Linked DNA regions of Homo sapiens: region 2 is linked to region 1. A link is an interaction called in ENCODE POLR2A ChIA-PET data of the cell type or tissue named here. Cell type or tissue: B cell. All regions are shown on one strand. Links, peaks and the distances in the headings refer to the core of each region. The heading gives the core; the rest is flanking DNA. Region 1 overlaps FCHSD2 (FCH and double SH3 domains 2). Region 2 overlaps FCHSD2 (FCH and double SH3 domains 2).

Region 1 (2,922 bases), core at 178-2,677:
GGTCTGTGGTTTGGATGGTAGTATCTGCTGATGTTGATTTCCTGATTTGGATAGCTAGGTAAGGGAGTAATCTTGCATGGCGGATATAAATTCTGGAGTATTGAGAGGTGAGGAGGCATTATGTTCACGATTTGCTCTCAAATGGATCAGAAAAAGAATAATGATAATGGATATAGATATTTATATATACACAAGCACATAAATATATAGTGAGGGAGAGGGAACAAACAGAACAAAATGTTAACTGGGGCATATAGGAGTTTGTACTTTCTTGCAATTTTTCTACAAGTTTGGAATTATATAAACATAAATTATTTTAAAAAGTTAACATAAAAACCTATTCTTCATTTCTATTGAATGATAAATGTATACAATATCTGAATCTACAGATACATATATGTCTAAACACACGACTCTTACCTCACCATTTAACTACTTTAATGTACTCTGTTGTAATCTTAAAATATTTTGGCTTCATTTCACATGAAAACCTCAGCAATAAGTGTTCCCACTATTTTACAAAGGGGAAAGATGGCTTGCTTTAAATCAAGTCAGAGGAAAACCTTTGGAGCTAAGGACTAGAGTGCAAAAGTGACAAGTTCTGGCCAGGTGCAGTGGCTCATACCTGTAATCCTAGCACTTTGGAAGGCTGAGGCAGGCGGATCACTTGAGGTCAGGAGTTTGAGACCAGCCTGGCCAATGTGGTGAAACTCTGTCTCTATCAAAAACATAAAAATTAGCTGGGCATGGTGGTGCTGACCTGTAGTACCAGGTATTTGGGAGGCTGAGGCAGGAGAATCACTGGAACCCAGGAGGCGGAGGCTGCAGAGAGCTGAGATCGCACCACTGCACTCCAGCTGGGCAATGGAGCAAGGCTCCATCTCAAAAAAACAAAACAAAACAAAACAACAACAAAAAACAGTTGTTGGATTCTATATGTAAACACCACGGAACAAAATCTAATAAGTGAGTATTTCAATATTTTCCTATACTGATCCATCAGTTTCGACCTCAAGTTCACCAATTCCACTTTCTCCTTTTATTAAAAATCTACCTTCAGAGAAAGGTCTCTTATCTCCTTCCCAAGTTTTATCTATAGTCACTTAAAAGTAATCAGATTTAAGAAAAAAAGTTATCTATTTTAACCAAATCTCCCTAAGAAATAATCTTTTTAAAAGTTGAAAAAAATAAACAGTAACACAAAATTCAGACTCTTGTTTCATAAAAGGACATTCTAGTCTGCCAAAACAACTTACCCATTTCCATCTATGGAAACAGAAGCACTGGAATAGATAAGTCTCTCAATTATTTTCTTGCTTCGGCACTCCTACAGGATATTACATATACTCATCAGTAAGATATGTGTGTGTGTGTGTGTGTGTGTGTGTGTGTGTACATCCATGCGTGCATGGGACACACATCTCCTTACATATCAGAATCTTGGGAGGACAAGAGGAGAGACAAGCCACTTGAGATTCACAGGCTTAGATGGTCTGTATGATTCTGTCAATACTCTTTACCCATTTTAGAAATTTCAATCCTGGTTTCCCTGTTATTCTTTCTTTTCCACTTCATATATCCAGCAGTCTTTTTTTTTTTTTTTTTTTTTTTTTTTGAGACGGAGTCTCGCTCTGTTGCCCAGGCTGGAGTGCAGTGGCCCGATCTCGGCTCACTGCAAGCTCCACCCCCCAGGTTCACACCATTTTCCTGCCTCAGTCTCCCGAGTAGCTGGGACTACAGGCGCCCGCCACCATGCCCGGCTATTTTTTTTTTTTTGTATTTTTAGTAGAGACGGGGTTTCACCGTGTTAGCCAGGATGGTCTTGATCTCCTGACCTCATGATCCGCCCGCCTCGGCCTCCCAAAGTGCTGGGATAACAGGCGTGAGCCACCACGCCTGGCCCCACAGTCTTTTTAGTCAGAAAGGCTCAGTCTACTCTGAGACCGTCAATTTAGGGTTGCTTCTACAGTCAGTCAGGTGCCACATGAAATAAAAAGTCTCCACACAATGTGGGCTTGGTTTCAATAAATTGCTAAGATAGACATTTCAACGCACCTGCTCCCAATAGCTTTCTATGTGTTTACTGAAAGGAGCAATAGAAGTATTTAATATTAAATGTCAGGCACTGGTCCAACTGAGATCAAGACAGATCATGTACATTATATGCTGATGAGCAGAGGTAGAACTATACTTCAAATTTCCCTGATTTTAAGTTTCTAGGGTGTGTGTGTGTGTGTGTGTGTGTGTGTGTGTATGTGTGATATCAATATACCTCAGATATTTCAATGCACTGACCTCAGTCTAACTTTGAGGAAGATGGTTTTAAAAGCACAGATATATAGGAAGAAACCTACACACTTCAAACACATATTAATATAGGGTATTAATCTGTTCTGCACTGCTGTAAAGGAATATGTAAGGCTGGGTAGTCTATAAAGAAAAAAGGTTTGGCTCACAGTTCTGCAGACTGTACAAAAAGCACAGTGCCAGGATCTATTTCTGGTGAGGCTTCTGGAAGCTTACAGTCATAGTGGAAGGCGAAGGCAGAGCAGGCATGTCACAAGGGAGCAAGGTGGGAGGGGAGATGCCATGGCCAGTCTCATGTGAACTCACTCATTACTGTGAGGCGGGCACTAAGCGATTCATGAGGGATCCACCCTCATGACCCAAACACCTCCCATTAGATCTCACCTCCAACTCTGGGGATCACATTTCAACATGCAATTTGGAAGAAACAAATATCCAAACTATATCATATGGAATATATGCTCTAGTCTGCTGCTCCTTTGGATTTAAATGGATTCAAAGGCAGAGATCTGCTAGGTCAGGGGGCTTCAAATGTGGAGTCCATGTGCTGTCATTCACTCTTCTCACACCTATGACAGTGACTGATAATGGATTATGGCACTTGAGCCTAGCAGT
Region 2 (2,922 bases), core at 192-2,691, 120 kb after region 1:
TCAGCTATCATTACTAGTATTTATTATACAGGCATAGAAAAAGCATTCAAGATCGGGCGCGGTGACTCACGCCTGTAATCCCAGCACTTAGGGAGGCTGAGGTGGGCGGATCACCTAAGGTCAGCAGTTCGAGACCAGCCTGGCCAACATGGCAAAATCCCGTCTCTACTAAAAATACAAAAATCGGCTGGGCGCGGTGGCTCATGCCTGTAATCCCAGCACTTTGGGAGGCCGAGGTAGGCGGATCACGTGGTCAAGAGATTGAGACCATCCTGGCCAACAGGGTGAAACCCAGTCTCTACTAAAAATACAAAAAATTAGCTGGGCGTGATGGCGTGTGCCTGTCATCCCAGCTACTCAGGAGGCTGAGGCAGGAGAATCGCTTGAATCTGGGAGGTGGAAGTTGCAGTGAGCCGAGATCGCACCACTGCACTCTAGCCTGGATCACAGAGTGAGACTTGTCCCAAAAAAAAAAAAAAAAAAAAAAAAAAAGAAAAGAAAAAGCATTCAACAGAAATATTAAAACTGATGCTATTCATTATGTAAAGCACCTGATACACAATAAGCACTCAACAACTACTGATTGAACCAATGAATTAATTAGTTCTGTCTAGCTTTCAAGGAATAGGTGATTTTCTTCTAAGATTATCAAATCAAAAATAAAGGCAAACAGCTACAAAATTAACTATAATGAAATCAGAATTTCATTAAAAAATCTGACAAAGCCTAAAAGAGTCATGCCCCAATCTCTCATTATTTATAATGAGAATAAAAACAGTAGCAGCAATAGTGGTTACCATGTAGAAAATTTACTGTATGTTAATTTTTCCTTCTAACAATCTCCCATATTTTAAAATTTTTGCTACAAAGACAACTTTTACAATTTGCAGAAGGAAATAACAATTTTAGAATACTCCCCCACATATAAAGTAATTGCTTAAAGGGTCAAAATTTTCAAACTGTATCAAATTATCTTTGTACATGAAAGAATAGTTATTAATTCTTATACAACCATAAAATGATACATCAACATAATTTTTTCTTGTCACATTTTGTAATCTGGACTCCACTAAAGGTCTAAGTAAAATTAAAGAAGGAAATGCTTCAATTTCCCTAGGAAAAGCTCCATGTCATCCACTAAAAGCATTATTACTCTTTATCAACACAGTCATAATGAGAACTAAATGCGTGATGAAAAATTAACCTTTCATAAACTGCAGAGAATGGGGCATATAAAGAAGAATAAATCAACAAACTTGTAAAAAGTATTATTATTCATACTTGTAAATACTTTACAAATATAGTAAATAATGTCTCCTCCAGGTTTACAACCTTCTTTATAATGATTCAAAGGCAGCAAAGTGGGGGATCAAAATGAGACAGAAATAACAAGAAAAGGGCTGGGCACAGTGGCTCATGCCTGTAATCCCAACACTTTGGGAGGCCAAGGCGGACGGATCATAAGGTCAAGAGATCGAGACCATCCCGGCCAACATGGTGAAACCCTGTCTCTACTAAAAATACAAAAATTAGCTGGGTGTGGTGGCACACACCTGTAGTCCCAGCTACTCAGGAGGCTGACACAGGAGAATCGCTTGAACCTGAGAGGCGGAGGTTGCAGTGAGCCAAGATTGCGCCACTGTACTCCAGCCTCGCAACAAAGCGAGACTCCATCTCAGAAAAAAAGAAAAAAAAAAAAACAAGAAAGAAATAACAAGAAAAGGAAGGCATAGGGATAATATGGCTTCTCTCCAAAAACCATCTCTGTCCTTAAGCCACGGAAAAGAAGTATACCTAGAATGGGACCTCCAATTTCAAGCTTACCTGTGCATACTCTCTTTCAATAGCAGCCTTCTTCTGACTGAATGTCCTAAAAATACAAAGAAAAATTAATTACCAGAAGGATAACTTAATAATTTAATGTAAATCTATCAACACACCTTCAAATACTGCCTGGTTAAGATATGTGAGGGAAAGGACAATATTTTATTCATCTTTATGTGCTTAGGAATACTGCTAACAGCCTGGTCTCTACAGTCAGAGGATCTACATTCAAACCCCAGCTGTACCACTTACTAGCTGTATGACCTTGGCCAAGTCATTTGACTTCTCTCTTCCTCAGTTTCCTCCTTGCTAAAATGGGGATAATAACAGTACTCACCTCATAGGGATATTATAAAATTTAGTTACTTGAAATACATAAAGCACTCAAAATAGTGCCTACCACACAGTAAAACCTATATAAATGTTGGCTACTGTTATAAGAATAGCTACTATATATTAGGCACTAAAGATGTTTACTGGACTTAACCAATGTAAGAGGGAACTAATGAAAACAATGTGAAAATCAAATTTTGATTGGCTTCTGAATATGAAAAATGCTCAAAATGTTTCCTTCACTCCAGTTTTTTATAAGCATTACAAAACAATGTACAAGGCCACTACAAATTGTGGTATGATGAGAGCACACTTTCCATACATGTATTATATTTCAAAGATTCTAAGGTATACCCTTTTCTTTTCTTTTTTCTTTTTTTAGAGATAGGGTCTTGTTCTGTTGCCTAGGCTTGAGTGCGGCGGTGAGGTCCTAGCCCACTGCAGCCTTTAATTCCTGGGCTCAAGAGATCTTCCCACCTCAGCCTCCTAAGTAGCTGGGACTACAGGTGCACACCACCACATCTGGTTAATTTTTAAATACTTCTTGTAGAGATGGAGTCTTGATATGTTTCCCAGACTGGTCTCGAACTCCTGGCCTCAAAGCAATCCTCCTGCCTTGGCCTCCCAAAGCATTGGGATTACTGGCATGGGCCAACGTGCTTAGCCAGTACATCCTTCACCTGTATTAACATTTATGATACTGGAATGCATCTTTTAATGATGATTGGCAGTATTTTCCTCCATCTTAATGGTATATAAAATAAC

What was found. Peaks named below come from ENCODE experiments on the same cell type or tissue, not always from the same donor. Only the 100,000 strongest peaks of a DNase experiment are listed, where the experiment ranks them.
Region 2: POLR2A ChIA-PET joins it to region 1 with 7 read pairs; 3 of 35 experiments call an interaction of 5 or more read pairs at or near these places.

What each region holds. Positions count from the first base shown.
Region 1 is chr11:72,957,633-72,960,554 of GRCh38, forward strand. The region is part of intron 8 of FCHSD2 (FCH and double SH3 domains 2); the gene reads right to left. Among named protein-coding and RNA genes, the nearest start is that of ATG16L2, 140 kb to the left of the region's middle. In B cell, for the core only: no CTCF peak of the experiment used is centred there; no DNase peak of the experiment used is centred there; H3K27ac peaks cover 501 bases.
Region 2 is chr11:73,081,871-73,084,792 of GRCh38, forward strand. It overlaps FCHSD2 (FCH and double SH3 domains 2), which reads right to left. Exons shown (of 20, transcript NM_014824.3): 3 at 1,825-1,870. Among named protein-coding and RNA genes, the nearest start is that of FCHSD2, 59 kb to the right of the region's middle. In B cell, for the core only: no CTCF peak of the experiment used is centred there; no DNase peak of the experiment used is centred there; H3K27ac peaks cover 2,072 bases.